Linked DNA regions of Mus musculus: region 1 is linked to region 2. Evidence: chromatin loops called from intact Hi-C (ENCODE). Cell type or tissue: gastrocnemius. All regions are shown on one strand. Links, peaks and the distances in the headings refer to the core of each region. The heading gives the core; the rest is flanking DNA. Region 1 has its middle 57 kb from the start of Stxbp5l. Region 2 has its middle 38 kb from the start of Gtf2e1.

What was found. A loop is a pair of places that touch in the nucleus more often than their neighbours do. Peaks named below come from ENCODE experiments on the same cell type or tissue, not always from the same donor. Only the 100,000 strongest peaks of a DNase experiment are listed, where the experiment ranks them.
Region 1: a loop joins it to region 2, with 2.1 times the contacts of the local background. A loop is called at or near these places in 2 of 42 quality-filtered maps.

The regions. Positions count from the first base shown.
Region 1 is chr16:37,433,729-37,449,248 of GRCm38, reverse strand. No RefSeq gene overlaps it. Among named protein-coding and RNA genes, the nearest start is that of Stxbp5l, 57 kb to the right of the region's middle. In gastrocnemius, for the core only: no CTCF peak of the experiment used is centred there; DNase peaks (open chromatin) are centred at 6,111, 6,545 and 8,318; H3K4me3 peaks cover 870 bases; H3K27ac peaks cover 563 bases.
Region 2 is chr16:37,493,830-37,509,349 of GRCm38, reverse strand. No RefSeq gene overlaps it. Among named protein-coding and RNA genes, the nearest start is that of Gtf2e1, 38 kb to the left of the region's middle. In gastrocnemius, for the core only: no CTCF peak of the experiment used is centred there; a DNase peak (open chromatin) is centred at 10,572.

The sequences.
Region 1 (15,520 bases), core at 4,156-12,155, 61 kb after region 2:
TGACAAATTACCTAATTTCCCAAGTTCAGCATGTTAAAACACACTGGAATAAAGGAGTGAGTTTCAAAGAAAATGATTCATGGAGATTTTTAGAGAAGTGTTGGAGACAGTTTTTCAATTGAAGATTGATGTTTGTTTGAAGCCAGTAGCAAACATGGATCCAGAGTTTCTACTGATGCTAAAGGAAAGCAATATTGGGCGGTAGAGAGAATAAGGTACAGGGACTGGGAGGGGACTAGTCTCCTCCTTCACCATGTGAGTTTCCCTATATTCCTATATATTTCCTTTCTGATCTACCATCATCCTTCCCCTACAGATCCTATTCTCTTGAAATTCAGTCTCCCTGGTCTGTTTTCCAATTTCTATTCCTATCCAAGAATAAAAGAAGAGACCTGGAACTGTTATAACTTTTTAAAAAATTTTTAATAAAGTTCCATGTTATCAGCTATACAGAGTTACCTGTGCCCTCCTGTCTGGTCCTGAGCCTTGTGGAGTTCTACAGTAATTTTATCAGTCAACTTCTCATAAACAATCTATTCTATAAGAATGTTTCTTCCTCCTTTAATATATGACAACTATTATTTACTGAGTTTCTTATTCTTTCTGACCTAATGAGTTAAAAAAAAAACCCTCAAATTATATTATCTTCATTTTAGTGGTATTTGGTGGAAGACATGTATTTTTTTTTCTTTTTTAATATTTTTATTAGGTATTTTTCTCATTTACATTTCCAATGCTATCCCAAAAGTCCCCCATACCCTCCCCCCACACCCCTACCCACCCACTCCCACTTTTTGGCCCTGGTGTTCTCCTGTACTGGGGCATATAAAGTTTGCATGACCAATGGGCCTCTTTCCAGTGATGGCCGACTAGGCCATCTTCTGCTACATATGCAGCTAGAGACATGAGCTCCGGGGTACTGGGTAGTTCATATTGTTGTTCCACCTATAGGGTTGCAGTTCCTTTTAGCTCCTTGGGTACTTTCTCTAGCTCCTCCATTGGGGGTCCTGTGATCCATCCAATAGCTGACTGTGAGCATCCGCTTCTGTGTTTGCTAGGTAGGCCCTGGCATAGCCTCACAAGAGACAGCTATATCAGGGTCCTTTCAGAAAAATCTTGCTAGTGTATGCAATGGTGTCAGTGTTTGGAGGCTGATTATGGGATGGATCCCTGGATATGGCAGTCTCTAGATGCTCCATCCTTTTGTCTCAGCTCCAAACTTTAAGACATGTATTCTTATCTGTAGTGTTTAATATCACCACAGATTAAGCTCTCATGAAGCAGACGATGAGGTAATTTGAGATTCAAGATCAGAGATCAGTAGCTGTGAAAGAAAGTGGAGCGACATCAGGACTGAATCAGGAGGGAAAGTCAAACCCCGATGCACACCTAGGTGGTAACAAGCCTAGCATGGGACTCTGGAGCACACAACATTCAGAGCCGCCCTTCCACAAGAAATGGCCTCAGTTTCACTGGGGTTTGGACTGGGCTTGGAAGGGAATGACCATTGTCAAGGCTAGTCCCTGTGGCTAAACACTGAATGTGAAAGAGCTGACAACTGAAAGCTGTGTATTGGATAACTATTCCTCACAGCAAGTTCTTTGAGGGGTTATCTAGGTAGCCATGTCTGCCAGACTGGAAGCTTGTCATAGATAAACCTTGTTTTTATTAAGATGTAACTTACATACTGTATAATTCACCCAAGTTAATAATTCCATGATGTTTAGTATGTTTGTGTTTTTCAAATCTGTCCCCACTATCAGCTTCAGAACACCTTCATTGCACCTCAAAGGAGCCTTGCTTCCCTTCGCTGCAATTATTCAGCAATCCAATGTTGTAAAGATTTTTCTTCCTAAATGTTTTATGGTTTTACTGCTTCTATTAGGTCATTGATCCATTTGGAGTTAATTTTTATATGAGGTACAGGTACAAGTGACTATATCCAATAGTCATTTGAGACTGTCTCAATCAACATAAAATACCTCTTACTATTTATATACATTATGTATGCAATATTATATTAGGCATTATAAAACTAATTTTCTTTGTGCCTATTATATTTTAATTCTTTTTCATGGAGACATATACCTATTTTTAAATTTATTTTTATAAGATATATTTATTTCAATTTTTATGTATGATTTTTTTCTACCCTCTTTTATGTGTGTATACAGCATACACATCTAGTATCCCTTGAAGCCAGAAGAGGGCATTGGGCCCTCTGGAGTTATAGATGCCATTTGGATGCTAGTAATTGAATTCAAGTCTTCTTGAAGCATAACAAGTTTTCTTAACCAATGAGCCATCTTGCCAGAATTATCTGCTTTTAGTATTTATATTAGAGTCTTGAACAAGATAATGGACATACACAGAATGTCTACACTATACTACATAAGAATTATATTTGCTGTACTGTGCAGCTCCTTTTGAGTAGGTTCAAGTGCCCATGAATTTAAGGAGGAAAAAAAATACATCATATACCAAGTATTTTTCAGGCACTAAATTAGACATCAGAGATACAAAGAAACATAAAAATATGCTCCTTTCCTGTCAGCTAGCTCATAGTGTGGTGTAAAAACTGACATTATAAGAAAATTCAAGCTGCAAACAAAACTATCACCAAAACTCACAACTCACCTCAAATCACCCTGTCCCTGATAGAGAAGAGATTTCCTGAGATCAAAATCTGTCTTTAGTTGGTTACTTATGCAAACCTCTAATTTTAACAAATGAAATGACTTTTTGAAAGATAGCTACAGGGATACCCAGCATGCTCTATGTCCTCTTCTATGTTCTTAGGAAGACATTTGAATCAGTCTGCTGTTGATGTTGACCAGGAGCGATTTGATACTTATTTTCCATTGTTCCTGGTAATATAGAGTTCGTGCCCCTTACTCTGGCACTTCTGTGCAAGTTACCCAATCCCTCTTAAGGATCTTTTATTGTCTTCAGTGATTGCTAAATGTTTACCAATAATGAATCTGTGAAGTTGACTTTCTTTGTACATTTAACATTAGTCAGGGAAAACATTTACCTCTACATAGGAATTTTTTTTTCATAATGATCTTGATTCTATCTTAATAAATATAATTGCTTAAGAGCAGATCAAGCAGGACAGGAAGATACAGTATCAAATCAAAAGCTACAGATAGGCCAGGAGGTGGTGGTGCATACCATTAATCCCAGCACTAGTGAGGGAAAAGGCAGGTGAATATTTGAGTTCCAGGACAGCCAGGGCTACACAGAGAAACTGTCTTGGTAGGTGGGGAGTGGGGGCGGGGAAGAGCTACAGCTCTGCCAGTGGATGGCTCTGCAGGTAATGGCACTTGTTGCCAAGCAGGATTGCCAAGTGATTGGAGTTTGATTCCTGGGGCAGACATTGTGGATTGAGAACTGATTTCCATAAGCTGTTCTGACCTTCACATGAACACTGTGTATACCCCCCCACCCCCCCACCCCCCCACCCCACCCCCCACAGATATAAGTATACCCACACAAATAAGCGGTTCAGAAAAATCCTATAGTTACTTAGTGATGCTACACAGGTTGATAAAATATATTAGTTTTCAAAAGATAATGAAAATGCTCATATAATTTAGGAGCATGGGAAAATAGAAGTATAAAAACTTTTGCCATTATCTAACCCTTAAAAGACCAGAATTTCTGTTCTTTTGTGTATCTTCTCTTTAGATAATTGATTAGTAATTATTATTTAGATTATATTATCTAATTTTGTTTAAATATCTATTTATACTAGATATATTATCAAAATATAATTTAGATAATTATATATGTGTGTATGTATAATTATATTATCTAAACACAATTTAGATAATTGATAGATTCAAAGTGAACAAAGCTTATCTGAGTTTAGAATGTTCTTATCTGAAGTATACGTTTTTTCTGAATATATGGTGAAATTCACAGCTTTTCTGTTTGTTTTTTTTCTCTCACATTCCAGCTTCTCCCTGGCTATGTTTGATTATATCCTGATTTCTAGGAAATGGTTTAAAGACACTTCTTGATCATTCATGGAACAATTTCTTTTGTCTACTATAAGGCTCCCAATCTTTTTTTTTTTTTTTTTTTTTAGTTTCTCTGTGAAGCCATGGCTTCCCCAAACTCCCAGGCTGGCCTCAAATTCAGAATTCACATTCACTTGCTTTTGCCTCCTGAGTATTAGGATGAAAAGCACCCGCTGTGGTATCAGACTAAGACTCCCAATTTTTTTTTTTTTTTTTTTTTTTTTTTTGGCCAGTTAACCGAGTTCATTTATTTCAAGTGCTTGAAACAATGCCTGGAGATTCTGAATAAATGGTAGCCATTATTATTAGTACCATATTATCCTCATCTGAAGTGTCTTGTTACTGGAAGTCACTCTCCTGGAGCAGGATGATGCTAATGCCAAAGGCACTTTTAGAATCATATTCAAGGACTCCCAATTTTTAATTAAAATTATTTATTCTTTGACAGTTTCATACATGTTGTGATGGTTTGCATATGCTTGGCCCAGGGAGTGGCACTATTAGAAGGTGTGGCCCTGTTGGAGTAGGTGTGCCACTGTGTGTGGGGGCTTTTACACCCTCATCCTAACTGCCTGGAAGCCAGTCTTCTAGCTAGCAGCCTTCAGATGAAGATGTAGAACTCTTAGCTCCTCCTACACCAAGCCTGCCTGGATGCTGCTATGTTCCTGCCTTAATGATAATGGACTGAACCTCTGAACCTGTAGTTTCTCTCACGTGGCTGGCTGATGCTTTCTAGGCACAGGTGGATGGCCAGGTATACAGTATTTGGCATGAGTTACCTTCTGTAGAGTGGACCTTCAATTCAGTCAGAAGATAGTTGGTTATCACCATAACACTCAAGCCATTATTGCACCAATGGACATATCTCACTAGGCTGTTTGTTATGGTGGATCACAGAGATAATGGATGAATTAGAATGTTGAGGACTCTTTTCCCCCTACCAGCCTGTTTAGCACTTCTGGCACTATGAAAGGGGGGCTAGCTACATCCAGGCAAGAATCAGCTTGGTTTCTGGACATCCTGTAACTAAAGTACGTTGTGTTTCCAGCAGTAGGGTCTTATCTGGTGGGAAACCAAGAACGATGGCAATAAGGCTCCCAATGGTTATTTGTTTAGTTGCTTGAACATTTTTGAGGCAGGGTCCTACTTCATCACCCAGGCTAGCCTTGAGCTTTTCATCCTCCTGTCTCTGCTCCTAAAGGCTGTGATCATAGACATGCACGGCTTTCACAGTTAGCTATGATTTCTCATCTGAGGAGCGTGATCCAGCCCCAAATCTGAAAAAGGAAACCAAACGTTACCCTTTTAAGATCATATTACCAATCCTCACAATTCTAGATCATTTTAAGACGTGGGATTACTGGGTAATGTCATTAATCTCTTCAGAGTTTGAAGGTTTTGTAGAATGGATGGATGAGTCTTCCTGACTAGCTATCATAAATGTTGCAGATGATGTCCACAGCAAAAGTTTCTATGATAGTATCAATTTACTGTAGACCAGAGTAACCTTTGTTCTTTTAGAAATATTAAATCTACAAATCTATTTCAACTAGATATTAACTTATTAACATAGAATATATGACACGTCCATATAATTTTTAAAAATCAATGTTATATCTTTCTTTTCTTGCCCTTCATTTCTTTCCAAAAATAGAGTGTCATAGAACTCTGCAGTTGCACTCCTGTTCACAGAGATTTTAATATGATAAAAGAATCCTAGAAGTAGGAAATGCTTTAAAAACAAAACCAAAGGACAACAATCCCAAATCCACAATATTTCCAAGTCATGAAGGGGGATATTTTAAGACTTCCCCTGGATTTTCAGTTCATCTTTCTCATTGTAACTTCCCCGTTCCCCCCCCCCCCCCACCATGATGAGAGGGGCATTGCATGTGAACTCCTCATGAGGCTGAGCTGGTGTTGGCAGGAAGAAGAACAGCCAGAACAAGCGACTAAAGAGTGAGGTGAGAGTCTGGTAAGGATAGGGGGTGGGGCTACAGCTGCTCCCGCAGCAGGAGAGCAGAGGCCTGTAATGCTCACAAGGGGAACACACATGGTCTACTTCCATCCGTGCAGAGTCCCCGTTTCCGCTGAGTTATCTGCTGTCGCTGTTTCTCAGCCCAGAAGGAACTGGCACAGTGTTTACTACCTGAGGGGATCAGAAATAGAGACCAACCCCCCCATGGTGCCTTTGAACAAGCAAGCTTAGAAAGCCACAGAAGGGTGGACAGATTGTTCTAGCAAAGGGAGGTGGGTATGGCTCCTGAAGCCTAGACCCAAGGGGATGCTGTTTATAGGTGACCAGGAAGAAGGAAGAGTAAGATTTCTGGCAGACAAACATCTTCTTGCCCTGGTAGGAACTTATTAAATGTATTGTCTTGTGTTTTTATGCCATTTAGAGGCCTGTTTGGGAAAAGTGGGTACGTGGAAGCGGTCGCTCCTATGTTGGAAATTGCCAGTTGGCAAGTTCCTTCCCTTGGCATGGAAAGTGCCTCATTTTTCACATAAAATGCAGTGGCACCAGAACACAACGCTCTTTGGAACTCTCCCAAGTGCACTTTTTGGGACATGCCAGGTTGATGGCAGTCACTTGGAATCACAGAACGTTGGAGTCAAAAAAGCTAGAAAATGTCTTGCTGTCAAAGTTCTGGGCGGTAATCAAAATCCCCTGCAATAACCTGGGATGCTTGGGAATCTATAGGACTTTGCTGGCCAACAACTCCAAGAGAGGTAACCCATTATGGGCACTGGGATTTTCATTTGTCAGCCTCTGGGGTCTAGAAGGGTTTTATTGGCCCATTAGAGGTTAGTTCTGTTTGAACTCTTTTTATATGTGTGCATGTAGTAGGCTTTCATATTCCACCTCCATATCCCCCCCCCCCCCAATTTAGCATTTGCTGCTGCATTATTTTCCTTGACTCACTCACAGGACTGTATTCTATCTCCTCTCTCTTGGGATCTTCAACACATGGCTCCTTACTGATTTACTGACCTTTCTGAGTATTATAAATGGAACACACACCTGAAGTTAAAGATAATGCCCTACTGTTGAAGACATCACATACTTAAGTCATAGAACACAGAGGAATCTTGGTGTTTACCTGTAAGGTTCATGCCTACTGGCTCCCTTTCATAGGGCTAGAAAGTTCTATGCACACTACTGGAAGAGAAAATTATATCAGTCTTATCCAGATCCAGCTGTGAACCTTTTGAACCAGTAATGATCAGCCTGGCAAGACATGCCCACTGGGGCAAGAGTGGCATAAATGGTACAGGAATAGCCGACTGCTTTCTGACTTGAATTAAGGCCTGTTCCACAATTCCATAGCTGGCATTGTTATCAGGGTCAAGAACGGGTACCTGGAAAGGTCATAGGCCCTAGGGGAGATTCTGCTACTATTACTTTGCTAAATGGGCACAGTATTCAACAGACTTCTGGGGACTTATCATCATACCCATAATATAATATAATTAGCACATCTTTCAGTCTGTGTCAGAAAATCTTTTGGAGTAGGTAGTGACTCACACAGAGACCAAGAAATTAAAGTGCAGAGAATAGAAGATTAGAATTATAAGTCCAAAATGGGACATCTATGTTCTTCTTCCTCCTAAGGTTTAGGAATCATTGCAGAAGAAGAGGCAGAGAGATTATAAGAGCCAGAGGCTGTGGATGACTTTAAGGAAACAGTTTCTTCTGGACATTGCAGGGCTGTTGTGCATATGAACTCACAGCAGTTGTGACAGCACACGCAAGGTTGTCACAAGTTCAAGCCAAAAAGAACCCCATCATGAAGGGGTGAGGTAGACAGGAAGTCTCGCCCCCAGTGGAGGTGTTATTGACAACTGAAAGTGTCTGGCTAATGGAGCGTTTTCTTTGCATATGTGCCTCTTGGTAGATCAATACTCTCCAATAGAAAGCCATACGACCAAGAGTATGTAGACAGAACGAATGTAGTTGATGGGTTAAAAAAAATAAAGAATATACGGTTGAGTGGGTAAGGAAGAAGGGATGGATCTAAGAGGAGTTGGGGAGAACATAAATCTGATCAAAACACAGTGTGCAAATTCTCAAAGTTACTTAAAAAAAGAAGAAGAAAAAAAAAAAAAAGCCAGAAAGGGCCTTAGAGGTCATCCGGCAGCTGTGTCTGCCAACAGACGGAGTGATTCATGATTTTCCTCAAGTTTGGCATCTGCCTGGGAATTTACATGATGTCACTTCAGTGCTGACAAATGAGCAGCTTGGCTAGAGCCAACACTTGTGTGGGCTGCTTCATCCACAGGCGTTAGCTGGTTAATTTGAGGAGAAATCGGCTCTGCCTGAGTCAGTAGACTGCGACACTGGCACGCTTACCTGCTCTGAGCCTCATCTCTCCTTCACTGCCTCTAAGACCTCTGAGTCACGAGATTCCTCCGTTCTCCATTCTGCTGCTGACCCGAGGGCAGGCCGATCAGCTCAGTCTTTTCGAGCCTGTCCAGTCACCATACCCACAGTCTCCTCCAATCAGGGAAAAGGCAGAACTGAAACCAAGTCTTGTGTTTCAGCGGTGCGCGGTGTATGTCTATCTCCTCTTAACCTGAAAGCCTTCTCTCTCTGTGCTCACATGTTCTCAGCTCCCTTCTTCCTCTCCCAAAACAGCTCACGGAGAGATGGGGCTGGAGAGCAGGCCAGACATAAAGAAGGAACTACAAAGACCCAGCTCTAAGGAAGAAGCTTAAATTTGGTGAAGGCTACATCTTAAAGCCAAAGGGACCCTGCTTTTGTTATGGTTTCATGGCTGTGAAGAGACTCCATGACCAAGGCAACTCTTATAAAGGCAAAATTTAGTTTTAGTTTGGAGCTGATTTATAGTTTCAGAGGTTTAGTCCATTATCATCATAGTGGGAAGCACAGCAGAGTGCAGGCAGACCTGGTGCTGGAGGAGACTTCTACATCTTGATCCATAGGCAGCAGGAGGAGGCTCTCATTCCACATTAGGTGGAACCTGAGCATAGGAGACTTCACAACCCACCCCCACAGTGACACACTTCCTCCAACAAGGCCACACCTTCTCCAATAAGTCCACACCTCCTAAATGTGCCACTCTCTGTGACCATGCATTCAAAACACATGGCTCTATGTGGACCATTCCTATTCAATGACCCCTTAGTTGTAGAAATGATGATCTAGTGGGACAGAATGCATAACTTTCCCTTAGACTCACTTGACTGAAACTTGTTTCTTAACCTGAGGCCATGAGCCAGAGAGGAAGGAACACCTCTCAATGTTCATCAGGGAGATGAACATTGAGAGAAATCAGGGACACTCCACAACAGAGATAAGCCAGAACAGGAAGAGATATATCTCTCAATGAAGGTCAATAGAACTGTTAAGTAGTCCTGAGTCTAATCTAGAGAAGTCTGGGAGTTATAGTTAAATTCTGCATTGAGGCTAGAAACGAAACAAGCCCTGAGCCAGTGGTTTTCAACACAGCCTTCACACTGGAATCATCTGGGAGCTTGAAAAAGAAAATCTCCTTAGGCCCTATTCTTAGAAATTCTGGTTTAATTGGTCTGGGATATATTGGTTTCATTGAAGTCAGCCTGGGAAAATCTAATCTAATAGTCAAGACTGAGAGCTACTTTGAAATGAAATGATAATATGTAACAGGGAACCTTTCCAGCACACAAGTTTATTTTCCAGTTCTCTGAAGAGAGATGGCATAAAAGTACCTTGGGATCATTTTAGGGCTTTTCTTCAGATAGAAGTTACTTCAGAATTGGAAGGGGCTTTCTTTCAGATAGGCAAGCAGGTATAGGAGCCCCCCCTGGAGTCTGAACTTCACCAGTTGCTGTCTGGAGAAGAGGCTATATGCTGTCAGAAGAAAAAGGCACTCAACTCAAGGTTTAGATCCTAACAGAGAGAAGAGAGCATGGGACTCAGGGTCCCCTGGAGCCCTGGCAGGTGTCTCCCTGTGCGCTCCCTTTGTTTCTGCAGCTCTGTGACTGAAGCTCCAACACCAGCCCTCCTCCTCCTCGACGCTCTCGCTGACCACCCCGAATAAAATTAATCTATCTCGAGTTCCTTGAGTACTGCATTCATCTTCCTATTTCCTGCTCGTGTCACACTGCATTACGGTTATTTGTTTCTCTGTCTGTCTTTTTTTCCCTGCTAGACTGTGGATTTCTGAGAATCTGACTTTGCTTTTCATCTTTATGTAATAAATGTCAGGAGTGCCTGACATGTGATAGGTGCTGAACAAATATTTATAGAACTGATCAGAAATCCTTGGCTGGGTTTCTAGGTAACCCAAAATGCTATTTCATTTACCATTGCAATTGAAATATGTATGTAGGTAATGGACGGTGGGGAGGAATGGCCTGGTATCATCTTTTTCTTCATGATAATTTAGAATTTATTTACATACAGACTAAATAAGAACATACAATACATAATGCTGAAATTCTCTGGGTATGATAGTTCACATCTTGTAGTCCCAGCAGGCAAAAGTCTGAGACAGGAGGACTGTGGTTGAGAGAACTTGGGTCTATATAAGATCTTAATATGAGAGAGGAGGGCGGGCATATGCTACCAGCAGTCCAGGGACTTAGAGCCTAATGCATGTGGTATGGTGGTATGGAAGAATGGAGACAAATCTGGGAAGATTGGGAAGCTAAAACTAAAGTATCTCTATAAAAAACTTTTGACCTTTAAGGTACTGTGGATCACAGAAGTCACTTAAACAGGAAATGTTAACATCAGGTTTTTCATATGGGGCCAGACCAGTTTGGTGGCTTTTGGATGGATTAGTTGTAGCTTGTTAAAGTGGGGAAACAAGAAGATTGGAAGAGATGAGAAAATTGTGTTTTCTATCCCTAGTTCCAAATAATAGACATCAGCTGTTACAGGCTAAATTGTAACTCCACAAAAATTTATGAGCTGAAGTCCTAAGTCCTCATCCCTCAGAATGTAGCCACTTTTGGAGAAATAAAATAACTACATTAAATTGAAGAAAGTTAGGGTGTGCCCTGACACACTAGGACCATTCTCTTCTAAAAGAGAGAATGTTAAAACAGACATTCAGGAGTAAGATTCTAGCCCAGGAATTTTCAACCTTCCTAATGCTGCGGCCATTTAATACAGTTCCTCATGTTGTGATGATTCCCACCCCACCAACCATAAAATTATTTTGTTGCTACCTCACAACTGTAATTTTGCTACTGTTATTAATTGTAATGTAAATATCTGTGTTTTGCAATGGTCTTAGGTGACCCCTGTAAAAGGGTTGTTCAACCCCAAAGGGAGTGTGACCCACAGGTTGAGAACCCCTGCTGTAGGAGATGCAGAGGAAATTTACCAAGGAAGGAAAAAGGGCATGAGAAATTAACCCTCTGTCTGTTTCATCTGAGACTTCCAGCTTCCAGATGTAAAAAAAACAAAGTGATTTCTGTTTGTTTAACTCATCCTGCCATTATGGAACTTTGTTATGACAGCCTTAGCTCCCTAACACAACAGTAAACCCTTAGGACATGATCAACTGTTAAGTCATATGCTCTTGTGTATTATTATTTTACATGACCTAAATCTCTGGGTCTTGGCACATTTTAGGGGCCAAGTAAGTAACAGATAATATAATGCATAGTATTTGATTACACTTTAACATAAAAATATAGCTCAGTGATTAAAAGCCCTGGCTGCTCTTACAAAGGACCTGGGCTTGATCCCCAGCATCCTCACACAATTCAACCATCCATAACTCCAGTTCCGAGAGAGCTTATGCCCTGTTCTGGCCTCTGAGGGCAACAGGCACACACAGTACACAGACATACATGCAGGTAAACAAAACAAAACAAAAAAACCACTCATATAATGCTAAAAATAATTTAAAATTTTTGTTTGTTTTGACAAACAATAAGAGGCAAAACAAAAAAAAAAAACAATCCCCCCCCCCAAACTTTAACTAGGCTGGGAAAATATATTAGCCACACCAGCTTGATGAACTAGTTTTGATCAGTCATATCCATGTAAAATCCTAGGTGCGCCTGTATCCCAGCACTTCTCCATGGATATTCGAGGCAGAGGCAAGGGAATTAGTTGGTGTTGCCCTCCAATTAAGGTTGAAGCCTACCATTGTCTGGATAGCCTTCTGGGTTCATTGCAAAATGGCTGACTCCCTTTACCAGCAGGGCTTCTCCTTCTCTGATTTTGTCGGGGGAGTTTAAAACCCCAACACACCTCTACCTGTGGACTGTCAGGTAGCCTTGGTAAAGATTACAGGTTAGGCTTCCTTTCTCCTGATAGGAACCTGTTCAGCACCTAGGATTCCTGATGTTTCTTCTCATGCTAATGAGGCGTATCAGTACCTTAACTTTCCGCTAGTGACCTCTGCCCACCCTGGATGTTATTACTGTGGGTACTCACAGGGGTTCCGAACCCCCACCCCTATCAATCATCTCTGCTCTATTTGCTCTCATGGACCAACATTGGCTGAAGATCTCTGGGGGCGGGGGGGGGGGGGGGAGGCTCAGAAAGAAGCTCTTGGGTCAGCTAACCTGAAGTACTGTGCACCGCAGCAGGAAACAAGGAGACCCAGTTTTAAGATGGTAGAACTGACTAAGGTGAGAACTGACTCCTCATAGTTGTCTCTAACCTCCACATGTGCATGCAAATGTATAATGTTAAAAACCTTAAATAAACGTACTGGGCGTTTTCCATCCATTTTAGATTTTCCTAAATTCATAGGTTATAAATTAATATTTGTAATTTTCCTCTTTACCCACATTTAACCCCAGTCACATACACATGCATGACTAAACAATCTATTAGAACAATCTTCAATATATCTCTGGTAACTTTTTGGTAGCAAATAACTGGCTCCCATATTGCTTGGGTACAGTGACCACAGAGGTGGTCATGTGACTTAAAGAGAACCGATGTTTAGGCTGGCAAACCAATTAGTATCTCTCTCTCTCTGACTCTCTGTCTCTCTCTGACTCTGTGCGTGTTTCTCTTTCTGTCTCTGTCTCTGTCTCCTTCCCTTCCTCCCTCCATCTCCCTCCTGTCAAGAAACCTAGAAACTGAGAACGTGGGTAGATGAATGATGTTTACGGTGGAGACTGAGAGTGACCTTAACTCAGGTCCTCTGATTTGTTTGATGCTTGAGACCTCTTGATGCGCAGGAGTTCAAAGTCCTCATGACAGCTCCCACAGTCACTCTTGCTTAAGCCATTTTACCATTCCCACCTCCACAAACAGTTTTGTCCTAATACAAAGACTCAAAGGAATCCCAAGGTTGAGATTAAGCTTTAAAACATAACTCACAAATAACCACACTGATAAACCTTTAAAATACATGTAATTCTGTACAGCCTCTTTTTTTTTTTTTTTTCAGAGCAGAGGACAAAGTCTGTGCCACAAAGAGAGGTCTGAGTAGAGAAAGAAAGACAGTCAGGAACGTAACTGCCTCCATGATTCATGTGAAGTTTACTTTGAATTTTCTGAAAGTAACATTTTCATTTAAGTATGATTGAGTGCATATATGTGAATATATCCATATTAAAAAGTGGTTACAGCCTTACTTAGAAAAAGAAAGAAAGGAGAGGATATGGGGGATGGAGAGATGGCTCAGTGGTTAAGAGCTCTGACTGTTCTTCCAGAGGTCCTTAGTTCAATTCCCAGAAACCACATGGTGGCTCACAACCATCTGTAATGGAAGCTAATGCCCTCTTCTGGTGTGTCTGACGACAGCTACAGCATACTCACATACACAAATACGGTTTTTTAAAAAAGAAGAGAAGGACATGGGACCTAGGCACCAAATTCCATGATACACACAGGAACCAAGCAGTTTAAAATTTACCCCCACGATAGTAAAATATGCACACAAAGAATGAACATTGTCTAATTTTAAAAGAGAGACTTTAAATAAATGTCTTTATTTTCCATTTTCTTCAGCTATTTTAAGTATTCTCAATAACTACTCCTCCCCCCAAAAAACACTCTAAACTCACGGATTTCTAAATAAGGGAAATCTTAGTAGCTTTCTGAATTGTAATCAGATTTCTTTTTTTAAATTATTTTTAAAATTTATTTATCTTTTTGTTTGTTCATTTGTTAAAGATTTATTTATTTATTTAATGTATATGAGTACACTGCAGCTGTACATATGGTTGTGAGCCTTCATGTGGTTGCGGGTGGTTGTGAGCCACCATGTCGTTGCTGGGAATTGAACTCAGGACCTTCAGAAGAGCAGTCGGTGCTCTTACCTGCTGAGCCATCTCGCCAGCCCCTGTAATCAAATTTCTATGTGTGAGCATTTCAATCATTCTTAGTTCTCTGAAAATTCCAAGCAATGTGGTTGGAAGTGTGACTTATTCTCCTCTTCACTCTCACTCAGCTTTGCTTTGAGCATCGGCTTCTGTGGATGCACCCGTGGATTCAGGATAACGGTCCAGCTCCTTCTAAAGGGACTGCTTAGTGTTGGAGAGCTCTATGTTTTCTGGAACTACATTTCTAAGTAGGGCTCTGTGTTCACTGTAAGGTGTGAAAACGGGCTGTTGATGTGAGGAAACATACCTATCTATAATCCCATGGCAGAAGGATCGCAAGTCTGAGGGCTGTATAACGGGACCCCATTGTAAAAATTAAGATACATGAAAATGCATTTATAAGTTGAGGCAGCCTCAGGTTATAGAGGAGAGGCCCACTTGTGTGCCTTACTTCGTGGACCAGGTCTGGCCACCCCACGGGGTGGCTTCTGAGTAGCCTTCATTAGGACAAAAGCCAAACACCTTTGATAGAAAATAATTGGAAATCAAAGGCTAAATGACCAGTAAATGACAAAAAAAAAAAAAAAAAAAAAAAAAAAAGAAAAAAAATCATCCCCGTGTCTCTGAGGAAGCAAAGCAGTAAGGTGAGATACTGGCTATACACAGTCAAGATAAGATGGCCTTGTGTTCAAACTTGGTTACTGAAGGGAACTTCCTAAGGCCCGAATTGCAGCTTACTATTTTCCCACAGAGCTTCTTGACCTTTCTAATTCTTAATTTTCCCATCAGAAGAGCCGTGTGGCAATAACAATACCCCTCATACTTTTTGCTTTGAGAATTAAACATGATAATATACGTAAAATGGTTTGTATTCTACCTTATGTGTGACAAGGGCTTTATATTGATCCAAGTGTTGGCAGTCTAGAAGAGAGACATGCAGTGAAGGTGGGCACAGGGCCAGGGTTGGAGTGTGCAGGGGGCCACTGGGGTTAGTATACCCTGACTGTATCTCACTGTGTCTGGCATGAAGGAAATCCATGCTTCTTTGACTGTGCAGCCACACCAACATATGACAAAATAAGAAATCTGGAGAGCTATGAAAGCAAAGAACAGCTGTGTCTTTTCTCTTCTGTTTAGCTTATTTTTGCTCCTTGTGAAGACCCCTCTGGCTGCTGAGATTAAAAGCAACATCTTCTCCCATACCCCCATACCATCAACCCTTCCCAATTCCCTTCTTCCAGTGAACCAGG
Region 2 (15,520 bases), core at 3,180-11,179:
ATAGGGTTTTGACTGTTGCCTCTGTATTTCAGTAACACGTGTAACAAACCTCAGGAGAGCTTGCTCTTATTTTATCAGACAGGTATGCTTGTCTCAAGCTGCTCAGTAACTTGTTATGGGAAGCCTAGTTAGTGACAGGAAAACCAAAAATGGAAGCAGTGCCAATAGTTAGCCTTGGAAGCTCTAGCAGGGGCAGATCTATTCCCAAAGGTGGTAACTGCATGCAGTGACAGTGTAAAGAGGGGTCCCAGGGTACCACTGCCCACTGTGTACAGCAGGGGACAGGCAGGGAGCAGTTTCCCTAATTTTGTTGGCTCTCTTGTTTGAGCTGCCCACATAGCCCAGATTTGCCACTGTTCTTATGATTTTAATGGACCTCAACCTAGAAGACGACTTCTAGTAGCATTTCTTTGGGAAACTACTGCTCCTTTGTAGGGAGAGAAGCAAGGGTCTACACCACCCGAATGGATTCTCCCTAGTACCTTTAATAGCAGTCTTGGGGCGGGGGTGGGGGGGGTGGGGGTAGGCATCAATAGTTTATCTCCTTTTCTGTAAGAATCTCCCAGCTGTTCTCTGGGATTTTGCCATGAAATTTGACTAAAATTTCAGCTTCCCCTTTTCTTTTCTTTTCTTTTCTTTTCTTTTCTTTTCTTTTCTTTTCTTTTCTTTTCTTTTCTTTTCTTTTCTTTTCTTTTCTTTTCTTTTCTTTTCCATGTCATCCCTTTTTCCACCCCCAAAGGCCTTGGAAAGTTTTCGTGTTCTAATATCTTCCTGTTCCTTTCAAATAGCTGTCTTTCCAAATAGTTGTAGCTTCTACAGGCAAAGGCAGGGCCTGTCAAGATGGCTCCCTAACCAAGGCGCCATCTCCCTGTCTCTAGGAGCCAGCATGGGAGGTTAACCATGGCTTCTTTTTTCCTTCAGGCAGTCATTGGTTTGTCTCACTAGAATATATCCCTGGATATGAATCACTTTCACTTATACCATTTCTCCAAAACCCCAGGCAGCAAGCTACTGTAGCTCTGGGGCTGCCCAGCTGTGTCTGCGAGTCTGTGTTGCCCTTGAAGTCAGTGCTTTTTGTTTATTTTGAAGCCTCTTCTTCCCCACCCTCCATCCCCTCCCACAAAACACCTTAAGGGATATTACATTTAAATGACCTTTAAAAATCCATTGAGCACATCCCAGGAGAAGTCAGGGGACCAGGTACTAGTCCCACACTAGCTGATCAGACAGACACTATTACCTCTGATGCTCTTATCTAGTGTAACATTTCCTGGCCGCTTTCTCAACATCTAGGTATGGAATGTTTGTGCTAGGGTCCCCAGGTTTATTTTAGCCAATATTTTATGGAGGCAAGTGGTCACATTTTTAAAATAAAGCCAAGCACCACCAACAAAAAATGCTTTGTGACTTGCTAAAGGAAGTCAAAACCAGGCATGGGGCGTTTTAATTGAGAGACTAAGGTAGAAGGCAGATTTGGAATTGGCAGTGTCACAGGTCACAAAAAGAATGGCAGCGAATTGGGCTTTTGTTTCCCCATCTCACTGTGGTATTTAGCTCTAGTCATCTACATGACTAAGGGAGGAATAATTGAGTATTTTATAATTGTAGGTATTCTAAGAGGCTGGGTACCAGCGGGTGATGAGAACAGCAAAGGCGAGTTCACTTCGTTCTGTTGGCCCCATGCCTAGATTTCTAGCCAGGACCACAGGAAAAATGATTAGATGTGGAGCTTTTTTTTCTTCTTCTTCTTCTTTTTTTCATTTTTATTCCCAAGTTGTAAAAAAGGAGGTATAAAATAACAGTTTCTTATTCTCAACTACCAAAAGTCCTATGAGGCCTGGGAGTGGCACTCCGTGCTCAGAAGAGCTCCGTGGTACAAGGCCTTGGGCTGGGTCCCCCTCACTGGGAATAAAGAGAAAGCCTTCAGATTCTTGAGGTCGGCATGGCTCTCTTTGTATTTATTTTGTGCTCTGTCTTCATCAAAGCTGTGTTGCCTTTAATAGCTCAGTTGCTGTCACTTTTTTAATAGCTTGAAATTCCCTCCCAGAAAATGAAGACTTTAGAAAGAAGCCGGAACTGTGGTAATTGTGTGTGTGTGTGTGTGTGTGTGTGTGTGTGTGTGTGTGTGTGTGTTTTAAACCCTGCCATAAGAGAAAATAAACTGAACAGGATTAATGCAGACACTCTTAAGACCTGACAAGCCAAAGTGGGTTGAGAAAGGGGAAGATAATGAAATCTTCCTTTGGAGAGCTAAAGGGATGAAGTGCTTCCTGCGCACCTTTAAGTGCAGGAGCAGATAAACCGGCCTCTTCAGAATGCGCTTTATGTCCTGAGAACCAGACGCAGCCTTTCCAATTCCCTTAGAAAGCTGCCAGGCCTAGTGCATGCCCCAGTTTCAGCAGTCAGCCCACGGTTCCCATCATACGAAAGTACATTATCGCCTACCCGATGTAAATAAGTCTGTGAGATTAAGCTAGGAAGAGGACAAGCACCAGGTTCCTGAATCATGTGAAGACATACAAGATGGTTGTCTCGTCTCATTGTTACATAAATGTATCTGATGCTTTAAAAATCACCCAACTAGGAACATATATATATATATATAGTAAAATCTGAGAACTCCTCAGACCACCCTCATTTCACTATTCTGAGAGAACCATTGTTGAGAGTGTGCTTATCAGTCCATCCATCTTCTATGTAAATGGGATTATACACACTGTCATTCAGTTTTGTAAACATTAGAGCTGTATAGGATTTTAAAATATTGTATGATGGTTTATGCGACCTCCTGTATTAATGACTGGGCCTACCCTTACACTTTCTTCTTCTTCTTTTTTTTTTTTTTTTTTTTTTTAGTTATTTATATAACATAGAATCATAAGAGAAATAGGCAAAAAGTGTGTTCGTCTGTCTTATGTTACTGTAAGGAATAGCTGAAGCTGGTTCCTCTCTAAGGAACAGAGATTGTGTTTAATGAGGTTTCTGAGACTGAAAGTCCTAAGATCAGACATCTGTCTGTTTGGCTGCAGCTGAGGGCCCACTCGGCTGTAACAAAAGGGTGGAGAAGGAAATGGCCGTTTACAGAAGAGGCCAGGTCCATGGGATGGACTTGCTGTGTTACAACATGCTCTTAGAAGAGCCCACTCTGAGAGGCAGCGTTGGCAGTGATGTGACCTCATCAGCCCTAACTCTCCCATGCTCCTCCGTCTCAGCACTCCTGTACCAAGGACCAGCCTAGCACATGAAACCTTGGACACACTGATCCAAATCAACAGGACGTGTCCATTTACACTTAAGTAAACACTGCCAAATTATCCTTTTAAAAACATGGTTGAGCCGGGTGGTGGTGGTGCACGCCTTTAATCCCAGCACTTGGGAGGCAGAGGCAGGCGGATTTCTGAGTTCGAGGCCAGCCTGGTCTACAAAGTGAGCTCCAGGACAGCCAGGGCTACACAGAGAAACCCTGTCTCGAAAAACAAACAAACAAACAAACAAATGGTTGGATGATATTGAGCCAGAGAACAAGGTAAAGTATTGGCCGTGGATTGGTGTTTATGCAGAGAGAATAGTAAAGCCACAGTCATAGTCTTGGTGTCCAAGTCTGTATTGGTAGGAAGATGGGGACACTCTTGAAAGGTGGTGAAGAGATAGAAGTAGTACATTTGGTGACTTTGGATAAGGTGGTTTTCTCGGATGAATCTGAAGTTTCTGCATGGATGGTGTCTCTGCTCATTAGGACCAGAAACAGAAGGGGCAGAGGGTTTTTCATGTTCAGCAGATTAGCTCTGCCATTTTATCTACAAGGTGAACCTAAAAGTTAAGAGTTGACTGCTTTTTCTTTTGTCACCCTACATCAAATGCATCATCTAGTCCTGTCAGACTCAAAATATAGTCAACGTTATATAACCCAACTGTGAGCTGACAGGATGCACCAATGAGCTGGAGACATGGTGTAAATCTGATCTAGTGGCTTCCACCACTGCCATTCTCAGCCATGCCAGCCATCACCTTGGTGACTGCAGCCACCCTTGAGTGTTCTCCCTGTTTCCACAACACACACACACACACACACACACACACACACACACACACACACACATACACACACACACAAAATTTTAACCATTCACCCACACAGGAATTTTTTTAAAAAATCATAAATTAGATTTATTTTTAAATAGCATCCAGATCTCTTACCCCTTCCAACAGCCCTGTTATGGTCTGGCCTCCACATACCCGCTTCTTCTTACTGTTGGAAACTCTTAGCTTGAATAGACCATCTTTTTGCCTGCCGTGGGTCACTGTCAAGTTACAGTCTCTGTATAAGACACTTGGCCATTCTTGCCTGATACTTCTTTCTTAAGCACAATTAGCACCTCTGAGAAGCTGGTTCTCTGTTCTCCTGTGTATTCTATATTTTCCTGTCTTGTTTGTTTCTTGCAATTTAGAGTTTGAATTAAATGTCTTATTTATGCCCATCACCCCCTCCCCCCCCCAAAAAAAAGAGTATAAGCCACCAGAGGGCAGGCTGCTAGCATGTAGAATTAATTCTACTGCAGAGTAGACTCAGTAAGTGTTGAATGGAGAGATGGGCAGATGAGTTAGCAGTAGGAGAGTATGACCTTTTCTGCACCAAGGCTGATCATTTTGTTCCTGACTGAATTGCAAATTAGTTAATTATGTTCTTAATCAGATAATTATGCTCACTTGTGATTCATGATGCCTAGGGCTCTGTCTCCAAGACTATCAGTAGGGGGTGCTGGAATATAGCTTCTGGGGCACAGCTAGACATCTTGAAGCTTCGGTTCTGGGAGCCATTAGCTTTAATGTTTGTGGGAAGGGAAATTTATTGACTATTGGGGCAGCATTGTCTATATATGTTAGCCACTGGCTAAGTGTGGCTGCCGAATACTTGAGGTGTATCCGACCCAAATGAAAATGTGCTGTAACTGAGTGGTACATACTATACTCATGGTTGGAAGGCTCAGCATGGGAATTACTATGCACGATGATTTTATATTGGTTATATTTTTTAAAATACTATAAATGTGTTGGGTTAAAGAAAAATACTATTAAAATAATCTTAACTGTTTTCCCTCCTTTTAAAGTGGCTATTAGAACTTTGAAAACTCTACAAGAGGTCACATTTGTAGCTTGCTTTGTGGAGTTCTGTGGATAAACATTGTCAAGGGTATCTTTTTAAAATTTAGTTTCACAGGAAAGTCAGCTTCAGTTTTGTGTGTTGACTCGGTATTCTTGGAAACCATAATAGACTTTGCTTCTGATTTTCCCTTTTGGGTGAGACGAGGAGGTTGGGGTGGGGTTCTTGGTTTCTTTCCTGAGGGAAGCTGCTAGAACTGTTGATAAGAACCTAACAAGTTTAACTAGTTCACTGGCACAGTAGTAGGCAAGGGCCTGAGTTCTTGGAAGTAAAGGAAGCCACGCCAGGAGTAGAGAAGCCGAGAGGCAGGAACTAAGCCGAGGCAGCTGGAAGTCCCGTGTGCTGATGTGCTTGTGTTAGTCTAGTCCATACTGTAAGTTAAATTGTTTCTGGGCTTACCATGAACCTTCACCCCACTCCACAAGAGTCAAGGCCACCTGCTGGCTTACTGTAGTGCCTGGTTCCCTTCCCAGGCTTACGGCCCGGCACGGAGATAGTTGCCATCAGTGTGTATTAGCTGAACAAGTATATGGCCGTGTTTCCAGACCACAAATAAGCTATGAAAGGGGCATTTTTTTCTTCTGTCATCTTTCTTCTGTCTGTATAACTAATGTCTGTGGTACTAATTTGTGGTTTCTATCTACAGCTTTGGTTTTTTTTTTTTTTTTTTTTTTAGTTTTTTTAAAAATTCTTTCTTTCTCTCTCTCTCTCTCTCTCTCTCTCTCTCTCTCTCTCTCTCTCTCTCTCTCTCTTTCTTTCTTTCTTTCTTTCTTTCTTTTGGTTTTTTGAGACACGGTTTCTCTGTGTTACCCTGGCTGTCCTGGAACTCACTCTGTAGACCAGGCTGGCCTCAAACTCAGAAATCCACCTGCCTCTGCCTCCCGAGTGCTGGGATTAAAGGTGTGCGCCACCATGCCCGGCTCTTTTTTTTTTTTTTTTTTTAAAGAACATTTTTACAAAGGACATTTTCCCAGCAACTGTTTAAACTACCTAGCCAAAAGTCCCTCAAAGCAATGCATCTAAACTAAGCCTTGCCCATGAAGTTATTTCATGCATGTTAACATCATTCTTTAAGGAGAAAAATGTGTAAAGAACAAAGGGTGGGCTATTTCTTCCTTCACGTTTGTGCTTTATTTAGTGTTTGTACTTTTTTTTACGGCACTGGGGGATTGCCGCCTGGGCCTGATGCATGTTAAACCACTCTTCTATCGCTGACCTACATGCTCAGCCCTTCCTTTCAACCTCCTTAGTTTTATAAAACTCCACTAAGAATTTAAGTTTTCTTACAATGAAGTGGGCGGTTCATGTACTCGTCTTCATGGTGTCCAAGATGCAGATCCTTCTGTCTGTCTTGATACTTGCGTTGCCTTGTCCTGGCACATAGTTTCTGCAGATGCTCATGGCTGGTCCCCCCTTTCCATCGGTTACAAGGAAGGGAAGGAGAAAGAGCAGCGTGGCAGTCAGCTGAGTCACGGGGTCAGCGTAATTTTTTTTTTTAATGGTAAAATTCCCATGGCATTAGTTGTTCGAGAGTGAGCATTTCAGTGGCGTCTGATATATTGAGAGTAGTTGTAACCACCACTACTCGGGTTTGTTGTGCTGTTCCTGTCCAAAAGGAAGGCCAGGACTTAGCAGGCTTTTCTAGTTCTGCCTTCCCACCAACCCCTGCATCTTCTAGTGTATGGATTTACTTTCTCTAAACATTCCTCCTCCTCTTCTTCTTCTTCTTCTTTTTTTTTTTTTATTGAAGATAGATTTTCTTCATACCATTCGTACAATATATCCTGGTTATGGTTCCCCTTCCTCCAACTCCTCCAAGCCCTTTCCCACCTCCCCTGCCATCTTGATCCACACCCTTTCTTTCTCTCATTAGAAAACAAATAGGCATCTAAAGAATAATACTAAAATAAGATAAAACAGAAACAAGCTGGGTAGGACAAGGCAACAGAACAACTGGAGCCGAAGTAAAAGCACAAAAAACCCAGCTAAATGCAGGGCGCGCAGGTTCGTACGCGCTGGACGCCAGAAAAGCAAAACTGGGAGTCAGAATATATATGCAAAGGGCCTGTGAGGTTAAAAAGATAATAATACTTTTTTTTAAAGCCCTGAAAAGCATTATGAGACAAACAGCCTCCAAAGATGCCATTGAGTTCATTCTGGGTCAGCCACTACTGCTGGACGTGGGACCTGCCCTCAGGATGGTTAAATCCCCAGGAGACTTAGTTACCTTACTCAGGAGGATTTTTTTTTTTTTTTTTTAGTTTCATCCATTAACCTGTGGATTTTGTGATTTTATATTTTTTAAAAGATTTTATTTATTTATTATATATATATGACGAGTACACTGTAGCTGTCTTCAGACGCACCAGAAGAGGACATCGGATCCCATTACAGATGGTTGTTAGCCACCCTGTGGTTGCTGGGAATTGAACTCGGGACCTCTGGAAGAACAGTTAGTGCTCTTAACTGCTGAGCCATCTCTCCAGCCCATGATTTCATATTTTTAATGACTGTGTAATATTCCATTGTGTAACTATATCACATTTTTTTAAATCTACCGGCTGATGCTGATAGAGATATATAGGTTGTTCCCAGTTTTGGTGTATTATGAATTGAGCAGCAGTGGACATGATTATGCAAGTGTCTCTATAGGAGAATTTTGAAATGTCCTTTGGATATATGTTCAACAGTGGTATAGCTGGATCTTGAGGTAGATACGTCCTCAGCTTTGTGAGGAACTGTCACACTGTTTTCAATAATAGCTGTACAATTTTGCACTCTAACCAAGAATGCATAACTGTTCCCCTTATATCCTCAATAGCATGAGCTGATATTTGTTTTATTGTTCTTGAATACTCTGATTGGCATAAGATGATACCTCAAAGTACTTTTGAATTGCATTTCCCTGATGACTGTGGATATTAATAATTTTCTTTATGTGTCTCTCAGCCATTGGTTATTTTTTCTTTTGAGAATTCTCTGTTTAGATCTTTAACCCAGTTTTAAATTTGGTGGTTTTCCTGATGTCCAGCCTTTTTTTTAAAAGTTCTTTATATATTTTAGATACTAGCCCTTTATTGGATATATATTTTGAGAACAATATTTTTCCATTCTATACCTGCCACCTTGTCTGAATCATGGTGTCTTTTGCCACAGAGAAACCTTTCAGTTTTATGAGGTTGCATTTATTAATTGTTGTTCTCAGTGTCTGTGCTATTGGTGTTCTGTTCAGGAAGTCTTTCCCTGTGCCAGTGAGTTCAAGAATATTTTATATACACAGAACTAAACTGTATATGATTTGTTATGTTTAGTCTCTCTCAGTATAATATTCTTACAACTTTTACACATTGAAGGATGTGTCAAAATCTCCTTCTCTTTATGACTGAATGATATTAATATTGTGACTATTTATTTTTGTTTCTGTATTCAGCTGTAGGACAGCTAGACTGCCTCCCCATTTTGAACTCCCTCCTATGAATACTGCTGCCTTGCATTTGTGTATCAATATTAAGTCCCTGTAGGTACCTAAGTACATAGGTAGCCTGGGCATGTGGTCTTGTATTCAGAAGATAGCTGAGAAGAAGCAAGGAAGCAAGTCACTAGGTGTTTCTCCATGGAATCTGCTTCAGTTCCTGCCTCTGGGTTCCTGACTGAACTCCTTCCTACCTTGGCTTCTCTCCATGATGGGCTGCAACCCAAGAATTGTAAGATGAAACAAACCCTTTCTTCACTGAGTTGCTTTTGGTCATGGTGATCAATCAGAGTAATAGAAAGCAAACTAGAATAGATACTAAAGCTATGAATTGCTGGTTTACACAATAATCCTATTTTGTATGCTATTTCTTTTTAAAATAGTCTCTCTTCCTACACTCTGTGCGACAATTACTGTCAATCAGTGGGGACTAAGTAGTCCGGGAATAGGAGCCAAGATGTCTATTTTGGCTGTGGTGGTCCCAAGAGAACACCATCGCTTGCTGGCAGTAGCTGCAGAGGACAGACTAGGAGGCGGAGATTCATCTGAACTTTGAATTTCTCTTCCCTCAAAGGAATTAGCTTCTCTACTTTGTCCACTATCACTCCTAGGACTCAGACCATAAGTTAAAATCTTGACTTATCCTGGCTTTCCAGGGCCTTTACCTAGAGCTTCGATGTCTGGGCTCTTAATTCAGACATTGAACCTTCAAGTCCAGGCTCAAAGGTGGCCTAGCATCTCTCTTCCTTTAGTTAAGCATGGAGGCTCTTCTGTCTGAACATGCTTGGAACTACACCAGTATCAGGGGAGGTAGTGATGGCAGTTGTTAGCATCCAGAAGATGGATCCAGAGCTAAATTGCCTCTCACAGTATTTGCTCAGTATGGAGTCAGCTTTAATCAGCCCTCTTCTGCTGGCTTCCAAAGGGGGAGGCTGGCAGCTTTTCATTTCAAGGTAGTGACCTACCTGGGAGGTCTGAAGAATGATTCTGACAGCATTCCAAGAGAAGCCTTCGCTGCTGCTCCAGGCCTGTGTGCAGACTTAATGTACACGCAGGGAGGTGGGGGCAAAGTCGAGACAGAATGGGCCTTCATGTTTAGTGTGTGGGTGGAGAGGACCAACGGGGAGGTGCGTGTCAATCCCATGTCACATCTTTTTTGACAGGCTGTAACGTTTAGCAACTTTAGCGATCATTTACTTGCATCCCGTGGCGACTCATTAAGCTGTGAAATGACTGAGGCACTGTGGGCATCTCTGTTCACATCTCCAGCGTCAGCTAGCTTTCTGGTTCCTGTTGATGCAGCCTTCAGGGGCTCTCCCCACCCACCAGCTCAGTGCATCTTACAGTAGAATACCAGCCAAGCAAAGAGTTAAATGGATGTGTGTGACAGTGACAGCCTTTCTCCCTCCTAAGCTGAGGTCTTAGAGTATATGTTAAGTCACCATAGTAGTGGTGGTGCACACCTTTAATCCCAGCACTTGGGAGGCAGAGGCAGGCAGATTTCTGAGTTCAAGGCCAGCCTGGTCTACAGAGTGAGTTCCAGGACAGCCAGGGCTATACAGAGAAACCCTGTCTCAAAAACAAAAAACAAAACCAAAAAAACAAAAAACAAAAAAAAGCCACCTTGGAAGTTCTTAAATATGTTGCTATTCTCCCCTTCTTTCACTGGTGGACCGGCTTCACATGTGTTGCATACGCCCTGGCCCTCGCCTCACAAAATGCTGTTTCTAAGTCCCCTCTTGAACTTTCCTAACTGAAACGTCCTCTGCCTCCAATCTTCCCTTGACATTTCCCTCCTCTCTCGAATCTTCCACCATAGCCATGCCCGCCAGTCAGCTCCTGACACCAGCTCCTGTATGTGTGCTTGTACTTACTTCCCAAGGTGTACATTCCCTCCCCATTCTTCATCCATGTGGCGCGGCTCATCTCAGTGCCTGTCACAGTAACCGTGCCAGACACGGGGGTGATCCAAGCCCAAGAGCGAGAGCTCCCTGGGGAATACTTGTTGGAATGAGCCCTTTTTTTTTTTTTTTTTTTTTCCTACAAGGGCTGCTACATTGGTGGAGCATAATCAGTAGCTGCTAAGGGCAATCTCTACTACTAATTGAGGTCAATGTGCCTGAAAATAAAAACGATCAGACAGAAGGGCGGCAGTTCAGTGTGGAGAAAGACGAGTTAAACTGTTTAATACCTCAGGCCCTTGCCACGCTCGTGGGCATTTTTACCTTTGCAAGTTCTTCTAGAATGCGACCCAATACATTTTTATTTTATTCTCAGGCGAATTTGAGTGGGCCTCTCTCTGATGAAGATACTATCATCCTGTGCATATGCTAAGCTTCTCTTTACTGCGTCACGGGGGCTTTCTCGTCTCCTTAGATGTAAGGAGCTGCCATCCCCTTTCTTCAGCTGCGGAAACAAGCTGAGAGAAATTTTCATGACTTGCCCGCGTCATGGTAATTCTAGTCACTGCTGAGACTTACACCTAAGATTCCTGACTGTGGAGCGAGAGTCACTGTTTCCACGCAGTGTTGCCTCCCCTGGGTAGAAACAGGTCTCTGGTGGAAACTCACACGGTCTTCTCCCCTGGAGACTTCTTTGCTCTCTAACTCTTGTGGATCCACTGAGATAGAAGGTTTGTCTTTGTCTCAGGATCTCTCTGATTGGCTTTTTTTCCTTTCCATCATCTGGATTCTGTCTCATTGGTCTGTACCAACCACCTCAAGTTTTATGTTTTAATGGACATACTCTCTCTCGAGACAGTGATTTTTGCCTCCAAGTGATAATAGCTTTGGCCTTGCTGCTCATTTGACTCAAGTTCTTCAACTCTGCCATTGATTTCCCAACAATCTTAGATCCCTGAAAGTTGTAAGCCCCAAGTCCCACGCATTCCTGATGTAGCTTCCTCATTCCCGTCCTGTATTAGGGTGCTCAGCCGCAGAGGTGTAAAACACACCACTGGTGTCACTGATTTCCATCTGGCCCTTTCAGCCGTGCAGATCTCTCAGTGGTTCCTCCCACAGTTGATTCTCTTCTCTTTGGCTTTAGCCAATCTGTTCATAATCTTGGTATTCTTGTGCCTTTAATATCTGAGTTCAGTTTGCCCTCATGAAACTTCTGTAGTAAACTTTTTCAACTGTCTATTCACCCTCTCTGTTTCCTTTCTAATAATGCCCATGTTTTTTCCTAAGGATAGCTTTCCCAGGAAAGTGTGCATTCTCCCAGAGCGGTATAGCTCAGTGGTTGAAGTTAGCGGTGGTCATGTAACTTGTTTTAACCAATTGTGGAGAGAAATAACATATCATTAATGCATGATTTATCTTCCTCCCTGCTGTAGTAATTACTAAACCCTACATCAAGATGAAGCCTCCATTGTCCTGTATCCCAGGATGACTATAATGGTTGAGCACCCCCACCCCCCAACAGGTCAGTTTACCCTGTCACATCAGGAGACCAAGAAATGTATATCTGCTGGGTTTAAGCCACTGGGTTTTGGAGGTTGTATTACCGTTGCATAAGAAGGCTGGCCTAACAGAGCAATCTTGGTTTTTTTGACAGTGATCAGGAACTTGGACAAAGTGAGCAGGCAGTCTACAGTGTTTAGTGGCCAAGGAGTTGGTTAAGAAAAATGCTCATGGGTCGGTTGTTACACTAAGACAATAAGGAAAGGTTCCTGTGGCTTCAAGGAGGAAGTCTTTCACTTTTATAGATTCATGGGTATTAGATCTCAAACCCAGGACAATGGCCAACTGAGGTGCATTTCATCATCAAATCCTACCATGGCCTCCAGGTTCTCCCAGCATCCCCCAGTCTCTCTACCTGTTACAGGGTCCTGTTGACTGGCATACCCTACCCCTACCCTAACTATCTTCAGCCCAGGGGCTGGGGTGCCCTTCCCTCAGCTGCCCTCCCCTGTACGCTTGAGCCATCTGGGTTACCTGGCTCTTTAGGTTTACTGTTTACCCTGTCAATCAGTCTCTTGGCTCAGGCCGCCCCACCCCTCTTAGTTGGGTGCTCCGCCCCTCTTTCCCTTTTACCCTCATGGCCGACTCGGGGTCATGGTCACTCTGGACTCTCCCAGATGTCTCTGTCTCTGACTATGCCCCCCTTTTTATCTGCACTAAACCTCCATCACATCAGGAGCGGCCATGTCCTTCCTTTAGACCTTTCTTCATCTGACCATGAAAGACGAATTCCCATTTCCCTGGCTCTTATGTGTGAATGTGAAGTCTGGAATTATTAGGAAAGCCATCTCAGTACCAGCCTTCTGGTAAAGCCATCATACAGGAAATATGTTTTTCAGTTAGAAAAGCCAATAATCCCCTTTATTGTTTAAGCCACCTGGGTTGGGTTTGCTGTAAACTTCAAAAATATTGAAATAGGTTACTTCCCTCCTGTTATTTCTACTTCTCCCTAGCTCATAAGGTCTCGGAGAAGCAATAAGTACCAACAGCATCCATTTGTAAAGACCTGCTGCACACAAGCCACCATATTGATCTTCAGAAGGAAAACAAATATATTCCATATCAGGGTAGCAAATATATGTGTGAGCTCCTTGAGAGAATCTTTTCCTATGTATATTTGTTTCCCTGGCAAATAACACGTAAGTGGGTGCCGGGCAAATATTGTATTAACCGAACAGACATAAATTGATATTTACCCTACAATATTGTTGAGTCTTCCGAGCTTGAAAGATTCAAGAATGATACAAGATAGTGTGTGCTTTTCGTTCCAAGCCTGAACACCCAACGTATGCAGTATGAACAACGTGAGGGGAACAGTGCATCCTTGCCTGAGGGTTGGAAGCAGGAACACAGCTTTTCTGGAGAAAGCCAAGGTTAATCTTAAAGCAGGGCTGGGTGGGTCAGGGTTAGAGGGGGGCAGAGTGGAATCAGCATGGTAGAGTTGGGGTAGAGTTTAGATACCATCTGTGGTTAGGGAATCACCGAAGCATTGCTATACGATCAGGCTACCCTGGGAGCGTTCCCTCCATCCATTTGATGCTCATTATTTGGTGCAGGCACCTACCCTGACTCTTGCTAACTCACATGTTCAGATTATCCCCACCTAGTAGGTCATTACATATGCTTATAAAATTGCAGATGTCTGTCTACCTGCCATTTCTCCCCGGAGAAAGTATAAATTCCCAAGGGCATGTGGCAAGCGTCCTGCCTCTTCTCTGGCTCTCAACTTACTGCTGAGTGTGTTCACACACAGTAGGTCCTCAGTTAAGTGCCTACTGTGTTTGTTGAGTTGCTGCCGAGGATTTGGTTTTGGGGGATGATGTTATTTGCCTCCTGAGCCTGGTTTTCAACACATCAGTGCTTCATCAAAGCCCTGTCAGATCGGATTCTCAATAGGGTATCTTAAATACATGCTATTAAAATACCTAAATAGATGTGCCATCTGTTTCAATAGACTGAGCCTGGTGAATCAGCAGGAGAGGTGGGAGGCTGATCCAGCCAGACATGAACCAGTTGGGTGGGGAACAAGCAGCTAGCTCTCTCTGTGTCTTTACCACTCTAGAGTGCTCTCATCGGAATCTACAGATTTATAGGAAAAAACAAGATCAAGCAGCTAGCAAAATGTGAAGACTTGGGCGGCGTCTGAGCTAGTTAACGGCCATCTCTGCCTGGAGCCCTGCATCCTGCTATGGATAATGCTGAAACCTATGTCAGAGCAGGAGAAAGAAGAGCCGAGGGACATGCCCTTTCCCTGTTCTGGGCCTCCAAAATCTAGATCTTTGGTTTCGTGCAAGTTTATAAAGCATTAAGAAAAAAAGGAAAAAGAAAAGAAAAGAAAAAGTCAATTCATTTTGGGAACTGTCACTAGTGAAGTCACCCAGGACTTAAATCACTAAAGTCGAATGTAATGGTGGGAAAGGGGGTCAGAAGACAGTTTTTTTTGTACATTTCCCCTGGTGATATGCCATCAAGCCTGAGTGTCTAAATGCTCTAGGCTGCCAGGAGCCTGACCACAGTTAACTTCTTTCTCCCATTGCCCTTGTGATGCTGTGGCAGAGCCGGCCACTCTTGATGCTACCATTAAAGAAGGAAACAGATTCTTGGGTCACTCATCACCTCCCAAATCATGTTGAGAATGTTCTCTGTCTGTCTGTCCATCCCTGCCTCCCTCCATCCCTCCGTCCCTCCCTCCCCCCATTACTTCTTTTCCTTTCCATCCTCTAGGATTGTATCAGACAAGCTAATACATAAGAAAAGGCTTTACTTAAAAGGCATGTTAATCAGAGACTCACTGTCCTCCCAAGTTCAAGCTCCCAAGAAAGCAGGTATAAAGATCCTTTTCATCACCCGTCTCCTGGAGAGGCTGACTGCCTGGTTCCTGAGGCCCAAAGGGAGCACATTTGTCTGATCAATTCACTGGGGTCCAGGGTCAAGCCCTTGTCTTTGCAGCATCGGGAACTTGGTCTTGGCAGAGGCTCTGAGTTGATCAGACGCAGGACTGCTGACTCATGCTAACCCACAAGAGACTGATCTATAACCAGCATGGCAGTTTATTAATTTACAGTGGGAAACATTTGGCCTCATCTGCCCCTTCTATCCCTGTAGGCCAGTTGCATGGGAAGAGAGTTCATCAGAAGGTGGCTCGGTGAGCAGGAAACATTGACAAGGCAAGCTGGAGGATTGAAATGCTCAGCATCGCCAGGCAATGCCTATCCAGGGTCCCCGGCTCCTCCAGGCAAACTAGGATTTCAGGTACCTCAGTGGGGAACTTTGTTCTAGAACTAGGCTTGCACAGGTCATAGTCTGTGCCAAGACTCTCTGTTTCCCCACATTGCTTCTTCTGGCCATTCTCTCCACAGCACAGTACACTGGGCTTTCTATAGACTGTTCCTCATCAGACTTCCTGCAGTGGAACCGGGAAGTATC